Regions from separate parts of the Mus musculus genome. Here all the other regions are linked to region 1. A link is a loop called in an ENCODE intact Hi-C map of the cell type or tissue named here. Cell type or tissue: gastrocnemius. All regions are shown on one strand. Each heading gives the region's core, and the rest is flanking DNA. Links, peaks and the distances in the headings are about the cores only.

Region 1 (6,064 bases), core at 461-5,460:
TATACAGGGAGACCCTGTCTCGAAAAACCCAAAACAAACAAAACAAACTTATTCTTACGGGTGAGATAAGTCAACTCAAGCCGAGTTAGAGTACATAAAGGCAGGTTTATTGGGAAGTTGCCCTCGCGCAGGTTCACTGCTCCCAAGGAACAAGGCCAGGGAAGTCACCATGAGGAGGGAGAGAGGAGTGAGGAGAAAAGATGCTCACTTGCAAAGAGACAAGAGAGGAGAGAGACCCAAAATGTCTGCATTTTATAGGAAAGAGTTTTTCAGGGAGGGGAAGCCCAGCCCCTTGGCTGGAAAGTTCAGGGTAGAGGGCTGGGTATTCCCTGTAACTCTTAGGGACTGAGGGATGCTGGGAGAACTTGGAGGTCAGGTCCACACCGGTAGTTAAAATACACGCCTCAGCCATTTGTCCCCGGTCAGAATCCCAGCATGGAGCTGAGCTGACAGTTCTGTGGAGCTTGGGTGATAATGTCTGTCGCTAGTCTCTGCATGTACTGTGGGAGTAAAGAAATGGAGGACACTTGTCTACACTTGCCTCCAGCCTCATCTTTTGCCACTTAGTCAGCTCTGCTTGGGCCATGCTGACCATCCGGTTCCCCAAATGCATTACACTACTGTTTCCAGCACAGACCTTGTGCGTTATCCTTGCCTGGCAGACACCTACTTCATTAGTTACATTGTGTTCAGTTTCAAACCCCCAAAGGGCTGAAGTGCCTTTTTTACAATTCAAAGCAGACGGGGCCTCCAAATTCTCCCAGCATCCCTCAGGTCCCTACTTGTTATAGGGTATGGGTGGCATACCTCACTCTTACCCTGAGTTCTCCAGCCCTTTTCCTTCCCGAGGCGCTTCCCTATATAATCCCGACATTTTAGCTACCTACCCTTTTTGTACCTTTGCCTCTTGCCTGCTGCACCAGGTTTCCCCTCCCTCTCCTTTTCCCTTCCCCTTCCCCTCTCCGCACATGGCCCAGTCAGTCTGGTCACATTCACTCTGGACTTCCAGACCTGTCTTCTTGGAATGCTCTCCCTTTTATCTACAATAAATTTTCTCCCCCTCCATACCTAGGGGCAGTCATGTTCTAGGCATTTATTGCATTTATTTATTTATTTATTTATTTATTTATTTATTCAGAGCGTGGGAATCAATTCTTCCAAGAAAGCTACAGTTTTGCAAGCCCAGAGGATGGACTGCTTGTATGGGGCAGTGGAGAGTAGGGAGGGCATTGTGATCTTTTATACTCAGTAAACAAGGTTAAAGGGTTGTGAGGTGCTGGCCATGAGGGGCGTAACACAGCAGGGGAAGAAGCCACCACTGAAAAAAAGAGGGTGTCATGTGTCAACCAGGAAGCCATTTGCTGGACGCTTTGCTGGTGGCACCTCTGGCCATTGAGGCTGTTCACATCCTCGCCTGAACAGAGTTGGGTTGTACGTTTTGTTTGTTTGCTTGCTTGCTTATGTTTGAGACAGGGTCTTACAGTGCAGAGTCTCTAGATGACTTAGAACCCACTGTTAGCACAGGCTAGTCTAGAACTCACTGAGCCCTAGCTGCCTCTGCCTTTCCAGTGTTGGCTTTACAGATGAGCACCCGTGGGTCTGGCTGCAGAAAGAGTGACTGACTGAGGGAAACTGCCCGGGACCATTTGAACAGGGCCAGCTTTGCGACTGTGCAAAATCTCGGGGTTAATCAAAAGTCATGTCACAATGAGCAAGGTTATTGAAAATGTTAAATGTTTAGTTTCCTACTAAGTTGAAGTTCTAGGGATTGAGCCCAGGGCCTCGAGCATGCTAGGCAGTGCTTTCTTGGTAAACTACATCTCCTGACCCAGAAGACCCAGGAGGTCCTGACCATAGCTAGCAGTAGCACTGTGGAGACCCCTCTACTGTAGAGATTTTCTTCTCATCCTTCTTTTCTTTGCTTTTCTCTCCTTATTTCCCTAAGAAAGTCCTGTCCTTTCATTTCCCTCTCCCTCTCCTGTTTTTTGTACTTCCTTGATTCTTTTATATCAGTTTGGATTATAATACAGTGGTCGGAAACCGGAGAGTAGGCTACTCTGAGGCTAGAGAAACCCTGGATTTGGGTGGAGTTTCTCCCACCAAGGTTCCATCCGCAGTCCCCTCTCAACCCTCCAGGGTGCTGGGAATGGAATCTGAAACACGTGAGATTGCAAACTGCTGGCCTGATTAATTTAGCCATGGGGGCTGGCATGGTTCCAGTTGGGGCTGGAAAAAGTAGGCCAGTATTAGTTACATAGCAAGTAAGATTAATGTTTTATTTTGTTTTGTTTTGTTTTGGGGGGGAGGGGGCAGCGGCGCTATTGGTAAGCATGTGACATGTGAATGTGTCTAGGGTCCGGACTGTTGGGCATCTTGGAAACACCTTTCTGCCCTCCAGTTTTAAGACACAGAATGTCACCTCTTCCTTGCCTCTTAAAGGGAACAACTGTGGGCAAGTGCCCCTCCCTCCCTGGCTCTCCTAAGGACTGCAACTTGTTTTGCAATGTCACAGCTACAGATGGTCGGTCAGCGGTTGGTCTGTTTGAAACAGATAACAACCTTTATTTGTGAGGTTGGAAGTTTGGTGCCTACTCAATGTTGAGGAAGCACCGTAGGAAGGGAAATAACAAGGAAATTTGGCGGTCTTCTCTTCCTTTCCATGGTATAAAACCAGACTCTGCACCTGACATGGTAGAGGCCAGAGACTCAGGACCTCAAAGTCATCTCCAGCTATGGCAGTGAGGTCAAGGCCAGCATGGGCTATATTAGACCCTATAAATAAAGTTTCATGTGTGTGTGTGTGTGTGTGTGTGTGTGTGTGTAAGAGAGATGAAAGTATGTGTGTGTGTGCGAGAGAGAGAGAGTGAGTGTGTGCTCATGCGAGCACTCCCGAGAGTGTGTGATGAAAGAAAGATCAGACTTTTAAAGGGATAGTAACAGGAAGGCCTTTCCTAAGCTATAGAAGAATAGAATTCATGTAAAGGGAGAAAGAGTTAAGCAACATCAGTCCTTGATCTTAACTGGTCTCCAGTTACAGTTGGAAGTCTCCAGTCCCTTTTCTTTTTCTGCCCTCTAGTGGACACTGCTGAGCAAAAATCTGACAACCATTTTCTGCCCTTCAGTGTCCTGCCTAGTGTCCCCATGTTCTTATTGTCCTCATAGTCCCAAAGGGGAAATAACAATCCCATTTAAACGTCTGCTACAAATTCAGGATACAGACCAATGTATACATCAAACTACTCTACAGGGAAGACGAATCTTCATGGGGACCCCCCCCCCCCGACACACACACACAATCAGTTTATTCCAAGCATTCAAGGGGCTTTGTGGTATTTGTTGTTTTGCTTTTAGTTGTTTTTAGGCCTGCCTGCCTGCCTTCCTTCCTCCCTTTCTTTTCTTTTCTTTTCTTTTCTTTTCTTTTCTTTTCTTTTCTTTTCTTTTCTTTTTCTTTCTTTTTTTTGGGGGGGGGGTGGGTTTTAGTTTTTCAAGACAGGGTTTCTCTGTGTAGCCCTGGCTGTCCTGGAACTCACTGTGTAGATCAGGCTGGCCTCGAACTCAGAAATCCGCCTGCCTCTGCCTCCCAAATGCTGGGATTAAAGGTGTGTCTCACCTTGCCTGACTGGCTTTGTTTTGTGAGATACCCTTGCTCTGTAGCTCAGGCTGGCATAAGGCTTGAGATTCTAAGCACACATTAGGAGACTCGACTTACTTCCCTTTGCATTATAACAGCAATGGCCTTTTCTTCAATTTTCTAAACAGGAATATATGTGATTTAAACTTCCACAGCCCATTCTACAATAATCTCTTCTCAGATGTCATTAAAGCCTGCTCCCATTGTTCCAGGTCACTCTGGACTGAGGCAACACCGCTGTCTCCACCTCTGGGTCCTCAGCCCCCTTTCCACTCTTATCTCCTTCCCCCTGGCAACAAACATGGGCTTTCATTCATTACCCATGAGCTGTACATCAAGACTGGTGAGGTCAGTCAACATTTACCAAAGGTAGGCAGTGGTGGGCAAGGCACATCTCAATACAGCTGCCATGTGAACTAGAAAACACTGGACACAGCCTCCCTACAACACAGCCCACCATTCCCTTCATGGGATGTTCCTCATGGTTGAATCCTTTCTCAAGGTTGGACCCTCCTTGGCTCCTCCCCTCTCCTGACCCTTCCACTAATCGGTCACCTTGTAGCACCACATTTCTGCTCCTCTGTAAGGATAAGTGTCCTTCTCTTCCTACCCTAAGCTGGGCTGTACTCTGGCTTTACCTCTTGGGAAGCTCAGGTACTCTGGTTTCCATTATCAACACAACCAGCCAATAGAAGCTTTTAAGTCATGTTTCCAGGTTGAATTGCTATGCCGGCTCGCCCATACAATCAGCTAGAGCTAACCAGGAGTCTGTGTTACACACTGGCCTGCTTTAACCATGCCATGACCAGCCTAGACATCACCTAAGAGCTCCTGCCCTCTGTTCTTCTCTCCCTCAACCAGAGATGCACTGCACTTTGTGGGTGTTGAAGAAAAATAGCCTCATAGAGTGGAGCAAAGCTGAGGCCAGGTGTTTAAATATGGAGATGAGGATTTTAGTTTTCCTGTGACCAGCTTGAATTGTCTGTCTCAGCTTTGGAAGCAGTGGGCTTGAATTGTCTGTCTCACCCAGTTCCTGGGGGAACCTATGCGATTCCAGGAGGTTAGGGAGTAGACTGTCTATCTCCAGCCACAAGAATTGGCTTTGAGTAGCATGATTGTTAATGCTGACATGTCTATGTGCCCACAAAAGCTGTTTGTTTATAAATAGCATTTCAATTAGTACTCTGACTGGGTCTGGTGGTCCAAGCCTGTAAACCCAGCTAGTCAGGAGGCAGAGGCAGGAGGATCACAAGTTCAAAGGCAGCCTGAGCAACTTAAGTGGGAATACCTTTCAAATTAAAAGCAAAAAGGGGGCCTGGGAGGTAACACCATTGTAGAGTGCTTACCTAGCATGCATAGGGCCTATGAAAAAGCTTGAGCAACATAGACAGGCACATGTATGCTGGGCCTCTTCCTGAGGATTCTGGGCTTTCACACTGAATGAATGAATGAATGGATGGATGGATGGATGGATGGATGAATGAATGAATGGTGGAATTCAAACCTGAAACACAGCATAGCTGCCAGGTACAGACCTGATCCAGAGCCTTGGCTCAAGAAAAGGCAGGCAGATCTGTTAGCTACTGATGGGGCTGTTCCTTAGTGTTGATAGACATAAAATGGGGTTATGGTACCCACCACAGAGGGCTACTTAGAGCATTCAATGAGCTGATAGAAATTAAACACTTAGAACAGTGCCCGGGTCAGAGCAAATCCAGGTGCTGGTTCTGGTGGAGGTGGTGGAAGTGGTGGTGGTATAGAACCCAGCCTGAGGTTAAGGTTGATGAAAGGTCAAGACAATGTCCTCAGAGCTCCAGTGACCTCTAGAAACTTGGGATCAAACAGAGAAAGCAGCGTGACAGGCATCCTATCCTTGGACGTCTCCGTGACACAAACTCAGAACTTTAATGATTTAAACCTATCTGGATGAGTTTTGCTCGTTTCCACTGAGGGAGGAGTCCCCTTCCTGTTTGAGCACCCGAGTGGTTTCTTTTTTCCCCAACTCCAAAGCATAAAAGGTTTATCCACATCTCCCTTCCCAGAAAATGGAGTTACCTCTGCTCTCTATAGTATGCCAGTTTTCCATGCTTCCAGGAAGCCCGTTTCTACCCATCCATGAGGAACTTCCTGCAATACCCACAAGGTGATCTGCCCTCCTCTGGCAGTCATCCAGATGGTTTCTGGGTAATTGAGGACGCACACCTTTCGATGACGAGGAAACAGAAATAACCTTGAGGGAAACGCACGTCATAAACACAAGCGTTTCATCTCAGTAGACAGGAGATGTGAAACTCTTTAGAACTTACTGAGTAGGCAGAGTGGAGGGAGGGGTAAAGAAAACAGTCTACAGTTCACAAAACAATGTACAAAACCTGGTGTCATGCAAAGCTGACCACGACTACATCTTACATGGTATCTCTACTGACCCTAGAT
Region 2 (6,064 bases), core at 371-5,370, 300 kb before region 1:
CCTCCTGCATCTTAGTTTGGGTCCAAAGCAGCAAGCTAAAAGCTGTCTCTGTCCTCTACACACTCTCCCCACACCACGCAATAAGCCACCGGAGTAGTATAAAAATAATTCCTACCTTCTCTTTCTTGTCCATTTGATTTCACACTACTTTGTCTTGCCCAGATGGTAAAGATACCTCTTAGTTGGCCTCTGTGTTTCGTCTGCCCTCTTCCATCATGGACTTGTTCCATCATGGACTTCCATCATTTCTTGTTGCTAGATGTACGATCCTTTAAACCATAAGTGTGACCACTGTCAGTTTCCTGTTCAAAAGCTGTCATATTCCATTGATTTAAGAGTAACTTCCCAAAGACTTATTCGTGTGTGTGTTTTGCCTGAATGTGAAGCCTATGTGTGCCTGCTGTCTTGGGACACAGAAGAAAATGCCAAATCTCCTGGAACTAAAGTTGTGGGTAGCTGTGGACCACATGTGAACATTGGTAACCAAAACTGGGTTCTCTTCAGAAGCAACAAGTGTTCCAAACTGCTGAGCCATATCTCCAGTCCCAATTTAATAATAAATTCAATAGCTCTTGGCTTATTATACCAGGTCTTCCCCATCTCTCTCTCCCTCCTTTCTTTCTTCCCTTCTCCTCCCTCTCTCTCCTCTCCTCCTTTTCTTTCCTGTGTGAGGAGATCAAAGACAAATTATGGGACTCAGTTTCCTCTTAGAACCGTGTGGGCTCTAGGGACTGAATTCAGGGTCTTAGACTTGATAGGAACAATCTTGCTGAACCACAATATTTGTATTTGAAGCTGAACTATATCCCAAAAGTTTGATTATAGATTATAGTCATATGAATAAACCATTGTATTATATTTAAATAAATCCATTTTTAAAGCACCACTTACAATAATAGAAGTAAAAGATACCCCTCAAAGTCTGGTAAGAGATGCCACTAAATTCAAACCACCACATTTACCTTTTTAAAGTGAGGTTTCAAACCGACAGAAAAAGAGAACAGTAGCCAAGGCTAGATTCCTGACCCTATATGTACTTTCTATCCTGAGACATGGAATTATATATTTGATGTTGCTTTTATAGTTTTTGTGACAAGAGAAAAATTAGCCTCGCCTCTACAGTAGCCAGAGTTGGAGTCAACTCCACAAATTTATTTCAGTGTACTCTTCTCTCACCCGTCCATTTTAAAGTAAGCATTCAGTCAAGGCAACTATTTCAGTTCGGTCCTCTTTTTGTTCTTTATTTGCTTTTATCTTATGGGTACGTGTGCTTCTTGGCATGTGTGTATAGTGTCTGAGGAGGCCAGAAGCATGTTGGATGTCCTGGAGTTGGAGTTAGAGGCAGTTGTGAGCTGCCTGGTATGGGTGCTGGGAACTGAGCCCAGGTCCTCTGGAAGAGTAGCGAGTGCTCTTAAGTGCTGAGCCATCTCTCCAGCACAGCACCCCCCCTCCTCAGCTTCATTTTAAGTTTTGTTTCTATGCTGATTACTCTCTCTTTTTTTGGGAATTAAAAAACCAGTCATTCTTTACAGTACCATACACACTGGAAATCTTTAGTACAGAGACACAATACCACTGAGTTTAAGGCTGTTTGCTACTGTCTGTCCCATTAGATTTAGTGTATATGAGCTACATTGAGCTCTTTGATCCACTTGAACTTGAGTTTTGTGCAGGGTGATAAATATGAATCTATTTGCATTCTTCTACATGTAGACATCCAGTTATACCAGCACCAATTTTTTTCATTTGTTTGTTTTTTGTTTTGTTTTGTTTTGTTTTGTTTTGTTTTTCAAGACAGGGTTTCTCTGTATAGCCCTGGCTGTCCTGGAACTCACTTTATAGACCCAGCTGGCCTCAAACTCAGAAATCCGCCTGCCTCTGCCTACCGAGTGCTGGGATTAAAGGTGTGCGCCACCATGTCAGGCCAGCACCAATTTTTAAAGATGCTTTCCCTTTTCCATTTTATGGTTTTGGCTTCTTTCAGAGAAATAAGCTTTAATTTGCACTTGTGCTAAAGTGATGGGAAGTTCTGGGACCAATCACAGTTTGGTGTACATGCCATTCAATACCCCTGAAGAGTTTCATCTTGAGAGCTTGTCAGGTGTCTGTCTCTGCTTTGGGGCCAGTCTCACACTTGGCTGAAAGAACCCCAACCTTGGACCCTTGGGTTTTGTCTCTAACACCATAACACCACTTCTACCTTGGTTCTGAGCACAGGTTGAAAATCCCCAGTCCTGGTGGTTGAAGCTGGGTGTACCGATCCTGGTGGTGTTTCAACTTACAGGCACCAATCATCAACTTAGCGTTCAAACTGCAGTGCTTCAGTTCGGCATACAGTAACATGTATGGTTAGAGCAAGATGGCAGGCATACAGTGGGGACAGGGAGACATGACAGACACATTTTATACTCCCTTCCTTATTTCCCTCAGCTCTGAGGTAAGTACACACTCCCATCTTGTAGATGAAATTGGAAAGGTGGGAACCACACCCTTTTGCGAGCATGAAAATCTCGTAGCCACTAGGTGGCAGTGTGTACTCAGTTTAGACTGAGCTGTGCAGTCAGCGCGCCCATCCCTACCCCCATGTGATGGCTGGCCAAGTGCTCTTTAAAACTTTACTCCTGCATTCTAAAATTATCTTGAACTCTGCGCAACGCCCACAAACCTTAAAATGTATTTGTGACATTATTCAGTGAGTTTAACTAAGTGAAGAGATACGGTAAGTGTTGGCACGTTGAAAACACCGAAATGTTCTTAAAGTTACAACACTTAAAAAAAAAAAAAAAAAAGTCTAATTGAATGCGAAATAGGCCTCTGATAACCACTATCATCTTTCTTTCTCTCTCCCTCCTTTCCTCTCCCCCTGTCTCTTTTTCTCTTCTTCTTTCCCTTCCTTCCTCTGTCTCTCTCTCTAAATAATTTTGAAAAACAATCAATTCAAAATTATTTAATCTTTTCTAGTTGAAAATTCCTTTTTCTCTTTAAAAACTTCCATTCTATTCTTCTATTCTTTTATTCTATTCTATTCTATTCTATTCTTTCCACAAAATCATACCAAAATAACACATTTTGTGCTTTAAAAGCCAGGCTTTCTGTACTGTGCTTCAGGAAATGGACACATGAAGTTGAATGTTTTATATTTCTTGTGACCTTAAGATGCCGTCTCTGTTTTGCCCCTGGGAGACAGTCTCTGATATCCTGAACTTATTGCGCCTTTCAGAAATGGTCATAGAGAAAAGCACGATTAACTGGAAATGCATCCTAGGATACATTAGGGAGTTTTCCCTTTGGGGGAGTTCTGGTCATTTCCTCTCCCAGGCCCTGTCCACAGTGAGATTCTAAATGAGGAGAAAAAAAAAAAAACCTCTGCCTTTCCTTTGAGTAGCAGAAGCATAGTGAAAAAGCAAAGAGAATCCAGTATAGGGAATGCTTGTTAATTTTAACATGACACGGGTAGAAAAAGTTTAGAAAAAAATTATGTATTTAAACTCAATGTTTAGACATCAGTTTCCTTAGCCGGGGGTGGGGTGGTGTTAGCAATGCCTGGAGACTGTTTAGGTCCTGACAGCTGGGGGCCGGGGAGCTGACATCTGGTAGGCAGGGGACAGGGATCTGCTCTGTTCCTAAACCAACACAGCTGAGCTTCAGGAGCCCGCAAAATGTGATCCTCCGCAAATGTGTGTGGAAAGAAAAGAAAATGAAAGGCAGGAAAGGAGTCACTGCTGCTGGAGAGACGACTGGCAGAGTCTAAGACGCTTGAGATCATAGTTGCCAAGGCTAGGAATAACAGTTCCGCTGTAGAGCGCTTGCATGAGTAAGGCCCTGGGTTGGATCCCTAGCCCACCTCCAGACAGGCAGGCAGACAGACAGACAGACAGACAGACACACACACACATACACACACACACAACCCTGGAAATAATCTTCCTAGGGTTCTTCCTACTTTTTGAGGTCATTCCATTTTCTCAACAACGAAAGAAAGAAAGAAAGAAAAAAGAAAGAAAGAAAAAAGAAAGAAAGAAAGAAAGAAAGAAAGGAAGAAAGAAAGAAAGGTAGGAAGGAAGGAAGGAAGGAAGGAAGGAAGGAAGAAAGAGTGAGAGAGGAAGAAAACCTAGGACTAAAACTAAAATTTTATAAATTTTTGTAATATACTCATTTTTATTGGCTTGAAAAAATAAAGAAAAAATGTCTTACCACTTAAATGATATGCATAGAGAGTAATAAACAGAACCTGTTTTATATAACCCCACTTTGCCTAGATAATGGTAACTAAATAGCATTACTTTATCTTTTCAAATACTGTATGTTGGCCTCATTATTTAATTTATATAACACTAATAATAGAAACATAAAACATTACTACAGGCTCCCAAAGTGCCTACTTGACAGTTGTAGAGCTGTTGTTTTGTTTGTGTGTTTTGAGGTCAGGCATTACTGTGCAGCCCTGGGTGGCCTGGAACTTACCATGTAGCTCTGGCTGGACTCAAACTTGTGCATTCCTGGGATGAAGGTGTGAACCACCCTACTCAGCTAAGAGAATCCTTCCTAGTATTTAAAACTGATAAACCTAGCATTCTGGAGGCCGAGGCAGAAGGATCGGAAGTCTGAGACCAACCTGGGCTACAAAGAATCTTATGTACAAAAATGTATCCTGGAGATATAGCACAGTGGTAGAGCACTTGCCAAACACAAATAAGGCCTTGGGGCTCAATCTCCAGCACTGAGGAGGAAAGAGAGAAAGAGAGAAAGAAAAGAAGGAAGGGAGGGAAGGAGGGAGGGAGAGAGAGAAAGAAAAAATAAAACAAAACACTCCCCTCACATAAAACCCTAGTTTTCTAGTATGTGTATATAGTAGACACATTACATATACACTTTCAGTCATAAAAGATCTTCATTGGGCTACATAATTTTCTAGACTTTAGAACCAACTTTTAGAGAGTTTTGACAACTGCCAAGTTAAAGGGAACCCCAGCGTGCAGAATTACACTAATTACAAGTGCTGACACTCCCCTGGCTGGAAGTCAGTTCTCTCCCGCCCACTCTGTTTTCCCTCTTTCAGAACTGAGACCCTGTAGGGACCCGGTGTTACATCGTGTCACCTGGTCCTGAGGTCTTGTCGTGGTGTAGGCAATCAGTGTCCTGCAGTATTTGACTCTGTCTGTGCCACAACTGGTTTGTCCAAACCGTTAGACTCTGAGGCTGTTTCCAGCACTGGGGTAGTCTGGGCCAAGCTTTGATATGCACTCATGCAGAGGACTTTGTAGGGACATGTGCTTTCCTTTATTTTGGATAAATATTTAGAACTAGAATTGTTGGGTTGGGTGGTAAGCATGCGCCACCAGTCTAGATCCTGGTTCAGTAAGAGACCCTGTCTCATGGAAACAACATGGAGAGTGATAGAGAAGACCCTGCGTACACACATGTCCATACTGCATACATCACCCACACTCAGACATATTACACCCTCAAATAAAGAAATAAACAAAAGTTCGTCTTAAAGCAACAACCATTTTTCCTTTTCCTAACACTGTCCCTCTCTTCCCTAAATAACTCTGCTAAAAGAAGTTTTGGTGTTTTTTTTTGGGGGGGGGGTTGTTTTGTTTTCGTTTGTTTGTTTGTTTGTTGTTTTTGAGACAGGGTTTCTCTGTGTAGCCCTGGTTGTCGTGGAGCTCACTCTGTAGACCAGGCTGGCCTCAGACTCAGAAATCCACCTCCCTCTGCCTCCCGAGTGCTGGAATTAAAGGCGTGCACCGCCACGGCCCAGCCCAAGAAGTTTTAAAATATTAAAATTTATTATTTTTGTGTGTGGACACACAAGCTACACGTGTGGAGCTGAGAAAACAACATTGTGGAGTTCATGCTGTCCGTTCACCTTTTTGGGGTTTTGAGGGTTGAAATCAGGCGTCCCAGTTACGCAGCAACCACCCACTGAGCCATTTCACTGGTCTGAAAGAATATCTTTTGAGGGTGCTGGAGAGATGGCTCAGTGGTTAAGAGCACTGACTGTTCTTCCGTAGGTCCTGAGTGCAAATCCCAGCAACCACGTGGTGGCAACCATCTGTAA
Region 3 (6,064 bases), core at 762-5,761, 240 kb before region 1:
TTATCATCAAGGTGGGAGCATGGCAGTATCCAGGCAGGCATGGCACAGGAGGAGCTGAGAGTTCTATGTCTTCATCCAAAGGCTGCTAGTGGAAGACTGACTTCCAAGCAACTAGGGTGAGGATCTTATACCCACACCCACAGTGACACACCCATTCCAACCAGGTCACACCTATTCCAACAAGGCCACACCTTCAGATGATGCCACACCCTGGTCCAAGGATATACAAACCATCACAGTCATCAAGGAAGGAGAATTGAGAAGGGGGAAGTAGGAAGGCATTGAAGGAGGCAGGCCAAGGGGAAGAGGAATGAGAGGTGTGGGGTCTTCGGGTTTCACTAGGGCGCTCCACAGACATCTCCAAGCACCTGTTCTGAGTTAGCTTGCACGTTCCCATGACTAGGCCGTGGTGTCTGGATATCCAGTTAATCCCAGATTAGCTAGAGCAGAGAAGGTATGTCCTAAGCATCCTTGTGGTCAGTGGACACTTGTCATCTTTTAGCATTTGTCACGTGAAGGTCCTTGCTTGCTTGGTTTCCATGACATCATAGAGAAGAGATCTCTCGCCTCTTCTCAATCTCTGTTGAGGATTTTTCTTCTTTTTTCTGTTGGTCTTCTGTGTGCCTCCAGAGTTCTGTCTCAAGCTACCTGGGTCCTCTTTTACTTTTGCATTCAGTTTAAGAGGTTTTCTTTCTTTCTTTTTTTTTTTCAAAAAAAAAAGATTTATTTATTTTATGTATGGGAGTACACTGTCACTCTGTTTAATTGGACTCCATTACAGATGGTTGTGAGCCACCGTGTATGTGGTTGCTGGGAATTGAACTCAGCACCTCTGGAAGAGCAGTCAGCGCTCTTAACTGCTGAGCCATCCCTGCAGGCCCCAGTTTAAGAGATTTTGTGAATGACAGATTTTCACCTGTCACTCCCTTCCTCATTTTACTTCAGCAATTCTGCTTCTGCTCCCTGCCTGTGTTTCTCCTGACTAGCAGACAGCAATTTCCATCTCTCCATTTGGGTATACTTGAGGTAGATTAGCCACACACACCAAGCCATTTAGGGCTGGGTCTAGCCTCCTCCTCCCTATACCTGGTGATAATTCCGTGCTGACATCCTTCCATTCACGTCTCAGTGAATTGAGGTTCTACATGCAGATGTCCACCAGGGCAGGCAGAAAAGAGGGGCTCCCTTTTTTCAGTTTCCAAGCGCTATTCACTCTGTTATTTAAAAAAATGTGGGCAGGAGAGATGGCTCAGCGGCTAAGAGCACTGGCTGCTCTTCCAGAGGTCCTGAATTCAAATCCCAGCAACCACATGGTAGCTCACAACCATCTGTAGTGGGATCCGATGTCTTCTTCTGGTGTGTCTGAAGACGGAGACAGTGTACTCATATATATAATAAATCTGTAGATGGAACCCAGGGCCTTGAACATACATTTTAAGCAAGTGCTCTCTAAGTGAATCATATTCCCAGCCTAGTTTTTTGTTTTTTGGGTTTTTTTTTGTTTGTTTTTGTTTTTTGAGAAACAGCCTTGATATATAACTAATTCTGGACTTGAGGTCAAAATTGCCTTGCTTCTACTTCCTAAATATTAGGATTATAGGTGTCTGCCACCACCCCTGTCTAGTTCATACACATCTTCACCCTTCCCATCAATGAACTCCCTGCCTTGGTCCCGTTGCTCAATCTCCATTCAGATGCAATGGAGCAGCGGGCTTGTCTCACACCTCTGACATCCATTTCCTTTCCCTTCGTGTCCAAAAAGGGTCCGAATAGAGCCGAGTGTCCCATACCTCAGATCCTATCCCTTTCCTCCCTTGAGTTTATTGATGGTCCCTACTGGTATCCAAACAAAGCCGAATGGGCCTAAGGTCCTTTCTGGAGATCTTGGTTGGGCAGCCTGGATGTGTGAGGACAGTCCTCCTGGCTGTCTCTCAGTTATGTCTTCCTTTCCCATCAAGGTTCTGCTCTTATGTGTGGATAGGGCCCCTGCCCTTCAGTCATAACTCAAAGTATCCATGGTATATCCCTGTCAGTTCTTATGAAGCTATCAGTCAGCATCATTCACATGTATAGCCCAAGTTTCTAACAGCTCTGGGTACATCGATTCCTCCTCTTCTTCTTCCTCCTTCTCCTCTCCTTCCTCTTCCTCCTCTTCTTCAACTCACTTTTATTTTATTTTTTCGATTCATTCATTCATTCATTCATTCATTCACTCATTTACTTTATATCCCAATCACAGTGTCCTTCTCTTCCCAGTCCCCCTCACACCACACTTCCCCCAACCTCTCCCTTCACCTCTGAGAAGGGGGGGGGAGTCCCCCCTGGGTACCAACCCACCCTGTGACCTCAAGTCACTGCAGCACTAGGCACATCCTCTCCCAGTGAGGCCAGACAAGGCAGCCCAGTTAGGAGAATGGAATTCACAGGCAGGCAACAGAGTCAGGGACAGCCCCTGCTCCAGTTATTGGGACCTGCATGAAGAACAAGCTGCATCTGGGGGCGGCTAGGTCCAGCCCTTGTATGCCCTTTGGTTGTCTCTGGGAACCCCCAAGGGTACAGGTTAGTTGACTCTGATGGTCTTCTACGGAGTCCCCTCCAGCTCCCCCATCGGGACTATCCTTATGTCATGGTTACTAAGATTCTCTTGCTGTCCCACACTCATTGGTAGTTTCTCCTCTTTTGCTGTTGTGAACACAGCTTCCTGTTCAGGGTTCCCTGCAGGGCTGTCCACATCCCCCTCCCCTCCCTCGGTCTCTCACCTCTTCCTACACATCTCAGACACATCTTCCTCGTAGGAGAGAAGTCTCCTCGTGTCTTGAATATTTCTTAATTCTATATGCTCTTGACAACTGGTTTGTTCTTCAAAAATGGACTCTAAAGCTCTGGGCGCTGTGCCCTGATCTGGAGACAAGGCAGGAGAAAAGCTGGTACCAGGAATCCACAATTCCTGGCTTGCCTCTTTCTCCTCTGCTTTGGGGATGTTAGCCAGCCAGTGCCAACTCTGGGCTGGCTCCTTTGTTTCTGGCCTTGGTTTCAGGTTTCTTCTTGTGACACTGAGTTACACGGAAGAAAAGAAGGAAGGACCATTTTCTGTGAAGATATGGCTTCAATTGCCAGATTTCTATGAAAATGGTTTCCTATGAAATCTTCATATCCTTCCTACCTCTGTTCTGACAGAGCCAGGAAAATGGGCCGGGCCTTCTTTCTACTGCGTTCTATATTTATCCCCATCCTCAACCCTGGCTTTGCACGAGAAATCAGAGCCCTCTACAGACCTTTCCACCCAAGCTCACAACAGTCTTCTCCTTTTTAATCAGTCACTGAAAAATTTCCCACCCCCAAATTGACACATTCGAGGAAAAGAAGGTCTTCTCACCCATGAGTTTATTTGCGCAATGAGCCTCGAAGAACATTCTAGTAATTGTGTGCATTTCCAGGATGCCACAGAATTTCACTGAAAAACAATAAAACTAGATTAGTTTCCCCCCTTTCCCTTAGAAAATAAGGGGAGTATAGGATTAGACCACAAGCATATTAGTAAAGGGGATGGGGCTCTGATGACACACCTGACACCCAAGCTTAGTCAGATGAAACTGCTTCTCTGTATTAGTAAGTTGTGTTAGTATCTATCGTTCAAAAGCATAGATTTTTAAATCTTAATTGTTTTGCTTGTGTGCTCACATGGGTGTGCCTGCCGTTGTACGAGCAGTGTAGACACATGGATGTGGTCAGAGGACAACCTTGGGTGTCAGTTCTTGCTTCTTGCCTCCCTTTAAATGAAGTCTTCATGCTCGCTGCTTCACAGGCTAGGCCAAGAGGCTCGTGAACCGCTAGAGCCGCATGTCTTTGCCTCCCATCTCCCGGTAGGGGGCGCTAAGAACACAGACGTGGGCAGCTGCCTCCAGCTATACATGAGTTCCGAGGAGATCTCTCCTCCATATTTGTGCCCTAAGTACTTTTTACCCACTGAACTACCTCCTGGCCTCTAAATACAGTTTTAAAGTACATTCAAAAAGAAAGATTAACAAGGTAGAAGAGAACTGACTGAAGTAACTTTCACTGATCAACCTGTCTGGGAAGTGTTCTCATGTCGTGGTGACCCCCAACCGTAGCATTATTTTTGTTGCTACTTCCTAACTGTAATTTTGCTACTGTAATGAACCGCAATGTAAATATCTGTGTTTTCTGATGGTCTTAGGCGACCCCTGTGAAGAGGTTGCTCGACCTCCGATGGGCGCGCAACCTACAGGTTGAGAACCACGGACACAGATGGTCTGCCCAAGGCTGCATGTGGAACACAGGCTCATTTCGCTTTTTTTCTGTTAGGTGTCATGGGCCTGTGTCTGTTAACCCCGTTTTTTGGGCTCTTTCCATATAAAGGAAATGCTAGGAATCGTTAGTACAGCAATTGTTGTGAAGTCACAGCTGGTTCATGCAAAGTTTATTGTTCTTTGCCGGCAGCACCCCTTTATAATCAGATCTCTTGTGTTTACAAGGATATGGAAGGTTTTCAGGCAATTTAATGAAAACCATTTGGTCAGTGTTTCATTTGTAGAAGGGCAACTTGCCTAATGATTGATTCATTGAATTTATCATGTTTTGTAGTTGGATAAATTTGCTACTCATACTGATGTCTTTCGCTGTAAGCAGAGTCTTCTGGCAAGGTTTCATTAACTGAGATTCAGTGTTGTCTCATAATATTTATTATGTTAGCTTCAATTTATTTTATTTTATTTTATTTTATTTTATTTTATTTTATTTTATTTCATTTATTAGTATTTCCAAACCCAGGTTTCTCTGTATAACAGCCCTGGCTGTCCTGTCACTCACAGAGATCTGCCTCTCCCTTCTAACTATTGGGATTAAAAGCGTGGGCCACTACTCCCAGCTTAGCTTCAGTTTTGTTTAAAAGCTATCAGAATAGAAGTAATATAGTTCCCTTATGAATGACTATAGTTAAAAACCAATAAGTCACATTTATCATCAGGAACTCTACCTTAGAATTTCAAATGAAAAAATAAAGATTACCCCTTTAGTTTGGATAACTTTTTGTGGAGCTATCTTTCTCCTCAGTCCCCACTGGTCATTTCTAACGGCCATACTAAAATCTAAAGTTTTGTATAATTCCAAGTTTCCCCATCATCTCTAGTTTAATTCTTATTTTTTTCTTATTCTGCATTTTAACCTTTTAGAAATATTTCTTTGATTGTAAATTATGTCTCTGTGTACGGGGGTAGGGGGAAGCTATGTGCAGGAGAGGAGCCCAGAGAGTCCAGAAGAGGTGTGTGTGGGGTGTCAGGTCCCCTAGAGCTGGAGTTACCTGTGGTTGTCAGTCCCCAGGCATGGATGCTGGGAACTGATGAACTAGAGTCCCGCAAAAGTGGCATGTGCCTTTACCTTTTAAAATATTTCTCTAGCCCCCTGCACGATTGTCTGTTTATATTTTAATTATTTTGACTCTATAGTCACAATTACTTTGTTATTATGATATGGTAGATTAAACTTTAGGCAATATTCATATTGTCTTCTATAATAACATCATGAGGTTTTAGACCCTTGAAAACACTCACCTGCCCACAACGAATATTTCTGCCAACCACCAGCGCACCTACATATTGCTATGGCTGTTTGTTTGTTAGAATCCAGATGTGTTTGTACAGATTGCTCACTGACTGGAGTAGCTTATCAAGTTAGCCACTCACTGATCTCTTCCACGGTCCTGTAGTTACAATTCAGTAATAGAGTCATAATTTGAAAGCGGTAGTGTCGTGTATCACCCGTTTTGTAACCTGCTCATCAAATGTCAGCGTCTTCAGTCCACATGTGAGGTTCTGAGGGTCTTGCTCTTTTGCATAAAACATAAGCAAAGCACTCACTGGATGAACTATTTAACAAACTGGTGAATTGTGGAAATCAACAAGGCATGGGTTAAGTTGAAGACAAATGGAAGAAAGATGCAGGGTCTGTGACTTTGTGATTAAATCCACATAGCCTGTCTCACTACACTGTCATCTAACACACAGCACCTAACTGTCAAATGGGTGACAGCACCTTACTTTCAACA
Region 4 (6,064 bases), core at 333-5,332, 360 kb before region 1:
TTGAAATGAGTTTTGTGTGTGATGAGCTAGCTGCACAGTAGCCTTCTGTATATCATGTTAACCATGTTTGATTCATATTTTGTGAAAATGTGGAATTACTAATGTCACAAACATTAGTTTATTTTTTGTTTTCATGTGTCCATATGGATATGAAGCCTTTTTTAATTGGCAATTTTACTTCTGTTTTGTAAATGTTAGGTCATTTAATCCTCATGTGGTCATTTAATCGCATGGTATGGTGGCATGAGAGAAAATGAGACACTGAGTAGGACACAGTAAGGCTCGAGGTCAGACAGCAGGGAGCAGAGCACAGATTCAGGGTTAGGGTATCGGGTTTGGATTACTTTAAAAAACACACAGTTTTAAGTATAATCTGCATGCCGTATCTACTTCAAGATTACAGCTCACTGAGTTTTACTATCTTGTTTTTACTATAACTTATCGCCATTCCTATTTCCCTCTGGTCCTTTCTTTATGAATTTGTTGATTTTAGATATTTTATGTGAGTGGATGACTGCAATATTGTAGCTAGCTTATTTCACTTTAATGTATTTTCAAAATTTATCCATCTTGTAGCATGTATCAAAACTTAAACAATTTGAGATGTATTTATTCTATATGCTTAGGGGTGTTTTGCCTGTGTGTGTGTGTGTGTGTGTGTGTGTGTATGTATGTATGTATGTATGTATGTATGTATTTATGCATGTCTGCATCATATGCATGCCTGGTGTCCATGGAAATCAGAAGAGGGCATTGGACACCTGGAACTAGAGTTACAAATGATTGTTAGTCGGCTTGATGGTGCTGGGGAATCAAACCCAGGTCCTCTGCAAGAGCAGCAAGTGCTCTTCACTAGTAAGTGGACTCTCCAGCTTCTTGTATCAAAACTTTTTAAGTTGATTGAGATTCCCCTGTAAGTGTGTAACATTGTGATTATACCCTTTGCTGGTAGACACTCTAGGCAGTTGTAATAGATGGACACTGACGTTAAACTGTCTGTTCATGTCTCTGCTTCATTTCCCTTAAGTGTCGAAACTGGAATTGCTGGGCCACATGCTAGTAATTCTTTGTTTCATTTTTTTTGTTGTTGTTGTTGTCTTGTTTTGATATTGAGATATGGTCTCACTGTATAACCCAAGCTGGCCTTAAACTTCTATTTCTCTTGCTCTTCCTTTCCAGTGCAGGCACCAGGTGTGTGCTTAGCTTTTTAAAGAGCCTGGACTTAACAGATGGAAAATCTCAGCCCACTAGTGTCTGACTATGCATTATATTCATATGAATATTCATAGGTGAGGACTGTCAGCAGCTTCTTAAAGCTTTCACTATTCCTCCAGCAATGATCTTTTTGTTTGTTTCATTTTGTTTTTTTGAAATAAGGTTTCTCTGTGCCCTGGCTGTCCTGAAACTCACTCTGTAGACCAGACTGGCCTCAAACTCACAGGGATCCACCTGTCTCTGCTTCCCAGAGGGCTGGAATCAAAAGTAGGCACCACCACACATGGCTTCAAAAGTGAAGATTTAAAAGCAGTGGGAAACTGCCAATATTTTATTCTTCTTTGCTCCATATACATTGTAACTTACATATGTAAACAAGTATTTTTTCCAGTGTAACTTGTTACACATCAGAACATGGCTTTATTCAACTGACTGTATATGATATTGCTATATTTAATTTTGTTTGATTATTCATTGGTGCTGCAGGTCAAATCCAGGTCTTGGAAATGCTGTCATTGAACTATCAGAGCCACAGCCCACAAAGTCCTGGCATGTCAGCATGTAATCAGCCCATGTGATAAGATAGTTTGACTTTTCTTTTTGATGAGCTTAGAACTGGTGTATTTTTGTGCTATTATATATAGTTTTCATGTTTCCTAACTGGTTATTTGTTACTTGTTTTTATGTTTATTTTATATCCAAACCCTTCTTTATTTTTCTGTTTATTTAAACATTTTCTCTCTCTGTCTTACCGTGGATGTGAAGACATTGGATAACTTGAAGAGTCAGTTCTTTCTGTCCACTGTGTAGGCTCCAGGACCAAGCTCACCTCTTCCCAAACTTCAGAGAGCCATATTGGCTTTAAGTTTTCCTACAGTGTGAGCTAATACTCGGTTTAATCTGTTTTCTGGCTGATTGATTGTGGTTGTAATGAATGCTTGTACACACATGCATGTAGTTATATCTGTGGCTGGTATATGAACAAACAAGGTCCATTGTTTGTCATGATTATTAAAACACACGCACACACACACACACACACACACACACACACACATTAGCATACTGGACTCCAGGAGCTGCATGAATAAACTTAAAACAGTAAAGTACTATGCAGAAGTGTAGACTATAAAATGGAGCCCTAGAATTCAAAGCAAATTGTTACTATGTCCCACTAAATTTCAAGGTCTATCCTCTGTTTCAGTGGGCAGATATTAGCATTCTTCTCTTTAGATACTATATCCAAGTAAATCAAGGGAGTACAGAGGAGATGCTAAAGTGTTGTTGCTTGTTCAGTCTCCAGCAACAAGGAAAGGAGGGAGGGTAGAGAGAAATACAGTTTTGCCAGCAGAGGGCGTGCTTGCTTCATACTGACTGTTACCGCAAGACTGTTTCCAAAACAGGGTTTTAAGTCCTGAATCTTGAAATTCCTTGTGGATGGATGGATGGATGGATGGATGGATGGATGGATTGGTGGGTGGATTGGTGGGTGGATTTCTTTGCTAGCATTTAAACATGTTATGTTTCCTTTTTTTTCTCAGAGAGACAAAAATAGACATAGCAAGAGAGTTCTCAGAAGGATACTGGTGTGTTGTTTCATTTTAGCATCTAATGAGCTTATTTCACTTTTCGAATTATATGTCAGGTTTTCCCCTCAGGTAAAAGAGCAGGGGCTTGCTTTCAACAATGTTAGGGATGAAATAAGCCTCCCCCAAGTGGTCACAAGCAGTCTACAACTTCAGTTAAAATTTTTTTTTTTCATTTTGCTTTTTAAGGTGTCTCTGTCTCTCACGCTGTCCGTCTCTCACTAAGGTCTGTCTGTCTCCCGCTCCCTCTCCCCGCCCCTCCTCGCGTGGATAAGAGTTTTAAATCCAGAGAAGTAGATTTTTCTGCTTCTGAATTTCCTATTAACTTTTTTTTAAACTACAATGTTTCATAAAGTTTCAGATCTAAAAGCATCCAGTGAAGACTCTGAGTTTGCTGGATGGCCAGAACCTTCCACTGAGGTCTTGAATAACTTATAGTTCACTTAGTGTTATTTTCCTCTTTCTGCGGTTACCATCCTTCTGTGGCAGACAGAGAGCTGACTGCGGCTCAGTAGGACTCCAGCTGGGAAAATGTGAGATGCCCTTGCCTCTACTTTCCCGACTTTTGGATACTTGTTACTTTTTTTTTTTCACAAAGATGAATAACAGTGGTTCTAGACTTAATCTACAAGACATTTATAAGATGCCAAAGAGAAAGGTGGTAGGGGAGTCTTAGCATTGTTTTAAATCTAGGCTGTTCTGGGCCCCAGAGGTGGCCCACACCTGTCATCCCAGCACCTGGGAGGTAGAGGTAGGAGGATCAGGTGTTCATGGCTTCCCTAGGCTACGCTGCAAGTGCAGGCAAAGCCTGGACTACATGGGACCCTGTCACAGAACAAATGGCAGGAGAAAATGGTAGCATTGAAAGCAACACACCTTCAACAATCAAATCTATGCTCTTACCTTACATTTCTACAGAACGTTTTCAACTTGGCTGTTTTTCTCATTGTCAAGGAACTTCCAAATGTCATTTTTAAAATCTTTTGGGATATTAAAATAGTATCTTTATAAGCCTTTTTGGTTTGTTTCTATGTACAGAATTACAAAGAACTACCCCTTATTTTTAATATTTTCTGGGTTTTTTTGTTTTTGTTTTTTGGGGGTGTTTGTTTGTTTGTTTGTTTGTTTTCGAGACAGGGTTTCTCTGTGTAGCCCTGGCTGTCCCGGAACTCACTCTGTAGACCAGGCTGGCCTCAAACTCAGAAATCCACCTGCCTCTGCCTCCAAAGGGCTGGGATTAAAGGCGTGTGCCACCACCACCCGGCTTATTTTCTGTGTACCATGTAAGACTATTTTTTTCATAATTGGTAACAAAATGCAAATTCCTATCAATATTTTAGAACATTATGAAACCGAAACAAAATATTACTTTGGGCAGATTCTGTGTGTACATATCTCAAGACCCAGACATATAGTTCTGTAAATGGCTCAATGACATTTAAACTCGTAACATTAAGTGTGGACAATGAACCCTTTTCTCAACCGTACCTATTTTTTATTAGATATTTTCTTTATTTACATTTTAGATGTTATCCCCTTTCCTAGTTTCCCCTCCCACTGCTCCCCAACCCCCCTCCCACTTCCTGGCCCTGGCGTTCCCCTATACTGGGGCATAGAACCTTCACGGGACCAAGGACCTCTCCTCCTATTGATGGCCAACTAGCCATCCTCTGCTACATATGCAGCTAGAGTCATGAGTCCCACCATGTGTTTTCTTTGATTGGTGGTTTATTCTAAGGGAGCTCTGAGGGTACTGGTTAGTTAGTATTGTTCCTCCTATGGGGCTACAAAACCCTTCAGCTCCTTGGGTACTTTCTCTAGTTCCTTCATTGGGGACCCTGTGTCTGCATCCAATGGATGGCTGCTAACATCCACTTCCGTATTAGTCAGGTACTGGCAGAGCCTCTCAGGAGACAGCTATATCAGGCTCCTGTCATCAAGCACTTCTTGGCATCTGCCTAGTGTCTGGGTTGGTGGTTGTTTATGGGCTGGATCCCCAGGTGGGGCAGTCTCTGGATGGTCCTTCCTTCAGTCTCTGCTCTGAACTGTGTCTCTGTAACTCCTTCCCTGGGAATGTTGGCAACCGTACCTATTTCTTAGACTTTATCACGTGTTGCTGTAGTGCTCACTCAGTTCAGTCACTGCCTTACCCATTCCTTCAGAAATGAGAATCAGACAATGAATTTGTTCCCTCCCCTCCAGATGGACTAACATCCCTGTGCTCCCAGCTCTCAGGATTCATGCTCAAGGCCAGCGTGAGGCCAGCTGACCTACGGAGGGACAGCCTATCTCAAAAATCCAAACAGAAATCAGTGACAAGGAATTGAAACCATGGGACTGTCAGAATATTTAAAAACGCAAGCTGAGCTCTGAAGGGAAAGTATAACCTGAGCTGTTGGTATATCTATGACCAATATTGTTCCCCTACTAGGAAAAAAATACACATGCACATATAATTTTATCAGATTAATTGAAAATGCCGAGATTTCTGTTGCATATAGTTTAATGAGTAGTTATTCAGATAATCAGAGAAATCCACAAATAATATCTTTGCCCAGTAAAATGTATTGAAAGTGTGATGCCTAGGATTTTTTGTGCAATTACAAGTAGGGGAGATTATCATTTTAGAAAAAATTGTTACCTACATTGTATAGCTTCTCTGTCTACAAAGAAAGATTGTATGTTACTTTAGAAAGAGTGCAGATAGACACTACAGTCAGGCGGAACTCTGAGCTCAACAAGAACTCATTCTAGCTGTTAAGACTTCACTAGGCAGTGGCTGCTGCTCCAGCTTTTTTTCTTTTTTAATTTTATTTGTAATTTATTTTTTATACTCCATATTTTATTCCCCACCACTCCACTCTCACCCTCTGACTGGTCCACACCCTACACCTCCTCCCCACCACACCCCATCTTCCATGGATGCCTCCACCCTCCACCCCATCTGACCTGTAAACTCCCTGGGGCCTCCAGTCTCTTGAGGGTTAGGTGCATCATCTCTGAATGAACATAGATCTGGAAGTCCTCTACTGTATGTGTGTTGGGGGCCTCATATCAGCTGGTGTATGCTGTCTGTTTGGCGGTCCAGTGTTTGAAAGATCTTGAGGGTCCAGATTAATTAAGACTGCTGGTCCTCCTACAGGATCACCCTTCTCAAATTCTTTCAGCCTTCCCTAATTCAACCACAGGGGTCAACTGCTTCTGACCATTGGTTGGGTGCAAATATCTGCATCTAACTCTTTCAGCTGCTTGTTGGGTCTTTT
Region 5 (6,064 bases), core at 418-5,417, 77 kb before region 1:
CAACTGACTACCACCAAGTACAAATACTATGCCATATCTTAATAGAGACATGAGAAGAGTTGGGACAGCTTCCGAGGATTTATGAATGTGCTGAATCGTTTTCTGTCAACTTGACACAAGCTAGTGTTAGACAAAAGGAGGAAACATCAGTTGAGAAGAATTCTTCTGTGAGATCCATCTGATTTTTCATGACTGATTGATGGGCGAGGGCCCAGCCCATTGTGGGTGGTGCCATGCCAAAGCCGTTGATCCGTGTGTATGGAGCGTCATTGCAGTTGATGACTGTAATGAAACTTTAGACGTGAGGCCACTGCCAACCTGCCAGTCAGTCTTTTTTCACCCAGAGAACTTAATCTCTGCCTAGTTTTTCTAGAAGACTGATCAGTTGATTTTTTTAGACAGATACAGATTTGAGTATAGCTGGAGTTAGCCACATTTTTTAAAAAATCAGGTCAAATGGAACAGAGGCTAAGCAACAGAGAAGAGACTCTAGCTTCCATAGAGAAATCTCCCAATTGACTCCTCTATGCTTGGCTCTACAAAATGTAATATCCCTGCATCAGGATCTAAATAGGTCTAAATAGGAATGCCCCTATGGGCTCAAGCCATGCCCAGTGGATCTCTCTCTTCTTGCTGCCTACTGATCCAGAACTCTCAGCTACCTCTCCGGCACCACGTCTGCCTTCCTGCCTCTATGTTTCCTGCCATGATGACAATGGACTAAACCTCTGAACCTATAAGCCAGCCCCAGTTAAATGATTTCCTTTCTAAAAGTTGCCATGGTGATGGTGTCTCTTCACACCAATAGAACACTGATGACGATACAGGGCTTGGATCCAACTTGAGATATCTAACTTGGGGATGAATGTCTTACCGTGGGATGTGATGAGGCAAGAGGCTCCCTGTCAACTGCCAACAGGTAACCCTTCCTGTGTTGGAGAATGACATCTTAATGGAGACTATCAAGTTAAAATTTAGGGCCTTAGGTTGGGCACTCATGCATATGACTGTGCCCCTTAGAGATTTAGACCACACACTGGAAAGGACGGTTGGGGGAGGAGACACTGGGAGTATGGCATAGAAAGGCAAGGGGCCAAGACAGATGTTTGCAAGTCCAAGAGAGACCTGGAAGAGTCCTTTCCTTTGCAGACCTCAGGAACAAATCTTGACACCTCACTCTTGTAAGTCACCCAAACAGTGGGACTACATATTTCTTTTCTTGAAATCACCTCATTTCTGGTGTGTGGTTGCATGGTACTAGAAAAGGATTGTACTACAGAACCTAGAAAATGCCTAAGGTAGCCCTGGGCTGAAGATTAGATAAGGCATGGGCTTAGCTTCCAGTGACATGGCTAAATGCACAGAGATATATGGGACCCACCATAGCGCCTTCCTCCTGAAAATGAGGAAGCATGCCAAACACACTTGCTCCTTCTGTGGCAAGACCAAGGTGAAAAGATAAGCCATTGGCACCTGGCATCGTGGTTTGTCCATGTAAACAGTGGCTGGCAGGGGGCCTGGGTTTTACAATATATCTTCTGTCTCAGTCAGGTCTGCCATCTGAAGACTGAAGGGACTAACTCAAAGACCAGTAGGAGCATTACTGTTCAAGATTTACCTAACCTGCAATAAATGAATTTATGTTAACAAAAAAATAAAAAGGAGAGGAGAAAAATGAGTAATATTGCAGGTGAAGAGAGACTCAAAGAAGCCAAGATGTAGTCAACTGAAAATGAATGGAGTCTCTTTCTCCTTATAGACAATAAAGTCTTATAGACCTGGAAGATAGTAATCTCAAGGACCTAGAAGACTCGGTTGCTATAGTGTTTTTCAACCTTCCTAATGCTGCCATGCTTTAATATAGCTCCTCATATTGTGGTGGTCCCCAACCATAAAATTTTCATTGCTGTGTCATAACTACAATTTTGCTACTGCTATGAATTGTAAATATCTGTTTTTCCAATGGTCTTAGGCGGCCCCTGAGAAAGGGTCATTCAATCCCTCCCCCGCCTCCCCAAAGGGGTTGTGACCCCCCTAGATTAAGCAGCGCTGATATGGCAGCTGTTTGTGTGAGGATTGCCTCACCAACATTGGACAAGGAGCCTCAGACTCCACAGGAGGAAGGCCAGAGACACCCAGGAAAAGTCCTTATTCCTTGATGAGTCAGCTTGAGTATACTTGTGACTAGAGGGAATGAATCATCTCCCAAGAGGGTAGGGGAGGCCTCTGTGGTTATAAAGGCCATGGTTTAGAAGCAGATGATCTTGAATTCTAAGAATGGTCCCCCCCACCCCCTTTTCTTTCCCCCGAGACAGGGCTTCTCTGTGTAGCCCTGGCTGTCCTGGAACTCACTCTGTAGACCAGGTTGGCCTCAAACTCAGAAATCTGCCTGCCTCTGCCTCCAAGTGCTGGGATTAAAGGCGTGCGCCACCACTGCCCGGCGGCCATGCCCTTTCTTATACCTGACTCTGCCCTTCAGTTTCCTGTTCTACAGAAGAGGACCAAAGGTGGTACCACCTCATAGGGTTATGGACATTATAGTTGATTAACAGTGTCACCTAGTAAATGATATGTTATTAGAGGTGTTCTGGCAATAATTGTCCCTCAAATTTAAGGCAATATTAGAAAGACTTCCATCTAATGCTGGGAGCAAACCCTCCTGTACCTGGATGACTGTCTTCATGCAATAGCATGAGGTGAACCTGGCAACAATTATATTGACCTTTTTTTTTTCCCATTCAAAATGTTAGCATGATCTACATCTTACCTTAACCACACTGACCAGTTCTGGACACTGAGCAACAGTGATGGCTCTAGTATTTAACCTTTTAAAAGATTATCTTAAAGCTTTGGGGTATCTTTAAGATTTTTTAAAATGACGTTTGAAGAAGGGTTACATGCGCACATGGTAACTCACAGTCCTGAGGATTGAGAATTGCACTTCAGGCTTTGTGACAGGCATGGGCTTTAACCCAGTGAGCCATCCTACTGGCCTTGCATTGGCCGTTGGTAGCCCTTAAAAGGTTTTCCCAAGGGATTTGTCAAGTCTACAGAGCCAAGGCTGAGCAGGGCAGACAAGCCTTTAAAACTTGGCAGGTGGACACCGTCCTTGAGCAACGACTAAGTCTGCTTTTCACTTGAACCACACAGGGGCCTGGGTTGTCCAGAGATGCCTCATGGCCAGGATATTGCGGAAGTCCTGTATTCCTAGCCAAGGACTGTGGCGAAACTTGGTGTGGGGACCGTGGTGAAACTGGATTAAAGGGGTTCGTGTATATCTGTGCTAAAGAAAGATGGGACTTCTTCAGCTACCGTGGTCCCTCCAAGCAGAGAAGCAAGCAGAGAGGCTATGCCAAGGTGTCAGCTGTGGAAGAATGTTAAGGATGGAAGAGCTAAAGGGCACCTGCAACATTCCATAGCATCACATTATCAGGGTTCAGGAGACTTCCAGATTTACCCTTTGCCCTACCTCAGATTCGTTGTGAAACTAGAGGGCAGTTTGGGTGACCTTAGTGGCTTTTGCTTGCTGACAGCCATGCTCATGGACCTGAGGGAGGCCACGCCCACCTTGCGGCTTTGGAGGGAGAGGCGGAGTCAGCAGGACTGGGCGGGACCTGAAGGAGGACTGGGCCTTAAGGGGCGGGGCAAAAGACCGAGGAGGCGCGGCCGGAGGGGAAGGACTGGAGCTGGTGGGCGTGGCCTGAGAGGCACCGCGGGTCTGAGGGGCTTGGATCAGCCCAGATAGGGCGGGGCTTGGGAGGCGGGAATGGCGCCGATGGGGCGGGACCTGAGAGGAGCGGTGGGTGTGATGGGGCGGGACAGCCTCGACCTGTGCGACAGGAGGGGAGGAGCTGGCGAGGGGGAGTGGGCGCGCTAAGAGATGGGGCGGGGAGGAGCCTGCGGACGGGGCGGGGCGGCGTGGCACGGCACGCGCACTACCAGCCGCCCGGCCCTGCTGCTGCTGCTGCAACGCCGGTGGCGCAGCCAAGAGAGCAGCTGCGGCCGCGACTCCTTAAATAGCATCGCAACCCGGCGCGGGGCAGTTCGTGGATTGCAGTGACAGCCGCCTGTGGAGCAGCCCGGGCAGCGGAGGAGGTGAGTGCGCCAGCCGCGAAGGGCCGCGAGTCGGCCAAGGCGACCCTAGCCGGGCCGAGACGGGAGAACCTCCCCGCGGCTCTGCGGGACGTTCCGCTTTTCCGGCCTGGGCTCCACGGCCTCGTTTCCCTCGGCTTCGGGAGGCTCTGGGGCCGCTCCGGCGGCCGCCGCTTCCGGTGCCGGAGCCCGGGTTCCCCCGCGGGCCGTGCGCGCGCGGGGCTGGTGCACCGCGGAGTCAAGAGGTTCCTCTCTGCACGGTCCCTGGCTGGTGTGGCGGCTGGGACCTTCCCTCCCCGGCTCAGGTGCCGAGAGGTGGTCCTGCTTGCTGGGGACCCTGGCGTCTCCGCCACCGCATCCCTCGTACCCCCAGAGGCGGGGATTGTGAGGCGCGCACTCACCGCGCGTGGACACGGACTGTCCCGGTGCCGCTCTGTGACGTGCCCCTGCGCCGAGCGTTCGAGGAGGGTCAGAAGCAGCGCTCAGAGCCCGATGTCATAAGTAGAAATTCTCGCGGTGTCTCCAAGAGGAGCTCCCAGAGCCACTACACACAGTGGTGATGGAGTCATTGATTTAAGGCAATCTGGCTTTTAATTTTTTTTTAAATTAGGGAGCAAAAATGATATTTATCACCTTGAAACGTAGACCCCGAGTGCTGATACAGGACTTAAAAGATCACATGGATTAGAATCTAGAGAAGGCAGCTCCATCTAATCACTGCACTATGCCCGAGCTTACAGACCATCTTGCCACACCGCTCAAGCTCATGGTTATGGAACCTAGTTAAGAATGGCCGTTATGAAAATGCTTCCTCTTGGAACTGTGAGTATCCATCTCTAGTCTTCCCTTTAAGGACTTGACATTTGATTATGTTTCTGGGATACACGTTTCAAAACGTAATCTGTGGTTAGCCCAATGAAAATTATTAGCGTAACTCAGAAATCATCCAAACCCTTCTAGTTCACCAAAGTTAAGAACTGAAGGTCTGCAATGGGCAAGGTTAAGAATGGGAGCAACGGAAAGGAACCATCGGTTTGGAGCAATGTGGTGAGGTGTGACAACAGAAAACAGACAGGGCCGGATCCTGGGAGATGTTTTTTCTTGTAGTTCAGCTGAAGGAAATCCCTTTGTGGTGGGAGGCTGGTTCTTTGTAAAAGGTCTGCATTGAGATCTTGAGCTAAAATTATATGACTGGAGAAGGTAAAAAAAAAAAAAAGAAAAAAAGCAACACACCTTATTCACTTACCTCTTCTAAATTTACAGTAAACAGACAAAACTTAAAACAAAAACAAAAAACCCCTCCCCATTCGTGATTCTAAGCATTTTCACATGTTTCCTTCCTGTCTCTGTTATTTATATTTTATCAGTGTTTTATTATTATTACAGCCTGACTGAAATCATGAGGCCTTGGAAATTTTGACATTTAACATGCGTGGCATCTGGCACAGTGGGGACAGGTTATCTATTTATACCATACAGGTACTTTTCAGCTACTCAGTTCCTGAGTTAAATGTGAAGTCACCAAATGCAAGCCAACATGTCACAGTGTTGTGAATTAATGTCTTTAGCACATCTTTAGTTTGGATATGGCTATCTAGAACTGTGGAATTCCATGTTTGGAGTAAGATCTGGTGGTTGAGTCATTTACCTGTAGAGATTGTGTCTTTCTCCCTACGGCCTTGCTGGCCTTGCTGTTGTTCTTAGACTGTGGGATGCCTACCCTAACTTCTAGACGTTTATCCTCATTCTTTTTAGAGTCATTTAGTTTGTAAGCTCAGTTTCATTTGATGGGTAAGCTTGCCATGCACTGTTTCTTACAACTAAATTCAACTTGAGTCACACTGTTAGAAATGTTTTACGGGCAGGCTTGTTTACACGATGCAGTGTGCACAGCATTCCTGCTGCAAAATGGAAAGAATGGGCTTTAAGGCAGCCCCCAGCTGTGAGTCTCTTGAACCCTCTTTAAGCCTGA

What was found. Hi-C counts contacts between places; a loop is a spot of excess contacts. Peaks named below come from ENCODE experiments on the same cell type or tissue, not always from the same donor. Only the 100,000 strongest peaks of a DNase experiment are listed, where the experiment ranks them.
Region 2: it touches region 1 in a loop (7-fold over the local background); 25 of 42 quality-filtered maps call a loop at or near these places.
Region 3: it touches region 1 in a loop (17-fold over the local background); 39 of 42 quality-filtered maps call a loop at or near these places.
Region 4: a loop joins it to region 1, with 5 times the contacts of the local background. A loop is called at or near these places in 8 of 42 quality-filtered maps.
Region 5: it touches region 1 in a loop (2.2-fold over the local background); 13 of 42 quality-filtered maps call a loop at or near these places.

The regions. Positions count from the first base shown.
Region 1 is chr8:46,544,408-46,550,471 of GRCm38, forward strand. No RefSeq gene overlaps it. Among named protein-coding and RNA genes, the nearest start is that of Cenpu, 4.6 kb to the right of the region's middle. In gastrocnemius, for the core only: CTCF peaks have their summits at 2,126 and 3,074 (motif pointing left); DNase peaks (open chromatin) are centred at 2,204 and 3,083; H3K27ac peaks cover 1,576 bases.
Region 2 is chr8:46,239,569-46,245,632 of GRCm38, forward strand. No RefSeq gene overlaps it. Among named protein-coding and RNA genes, the nearest start is that of Slc25a4, 32 kb to the left of the region's middle. In gastrocnemius, for the core only: a CTCF peak has its summit at 2,512 (motif pointing right); a DNase peak (open chromatin) is centred at 2,525; H3K4me3 peaks cover 321 bases.
Region 3 is chr8:46,307,494-46,313,557 of GRCm38, forward strand. All of the region lies in intron 3 of Gm39168 (a long non-coding RNA gene), which reads left to right. Among named protein-coding and RNA genes, the nearest start is that of Gm39168, 8.9 kb to the left of the region's middle. In gastrocnemius, for the core only: no CTCF peak of the experiment used is centred there; a DNase peak (open chromatin) is centred at 3,867; H3K27ac peaks cover 1,039 bases.
Region 4 is chr8:46,182,997-46,189,060 of GRCm38, forward strand. All of the region lies in intron 3 of Cfap97 (cilia and flagella associated protein 97), which reads left to right. Among named protein-coding and RNA genes, the nearest start is that of Cfap97, 22 kb to the left of the region's middle. In gastrocnemius, for the core only: a CTCF peak has its summit at 2,549 (motif pointing right); a DNase peak (open chromatin) is centred at 2,569; H3K27ac peaks cover 583 bases.
Region 5 is chr8:46,467,136-46,473,199 of GRCm38, forward strand. Acsl1 (acyl-CoA synthetase long-chain family member 1) reads left to right here and starts at 3,902. Exons shown (of 21, transcript NM_007981.4): 1 at 3,902-4,095. It overlaps Gm31050 (a long non-coding RNA gene), which reads right to left and starts at 3,915. Exons shown (of 2, transcript XR_378936.3): 1 at 3,470-3,915; 2 at 2,856-3,364. In gastrocnemius, for the core only: no CTCF peak of the experiment used is centred there; DNase peaks (open chromatin) are centred at 3,204, 3,732 and 4,445; H3K4me3 peaks cover 2,082 bases; H3K27ac peaks cover 2,805 bases.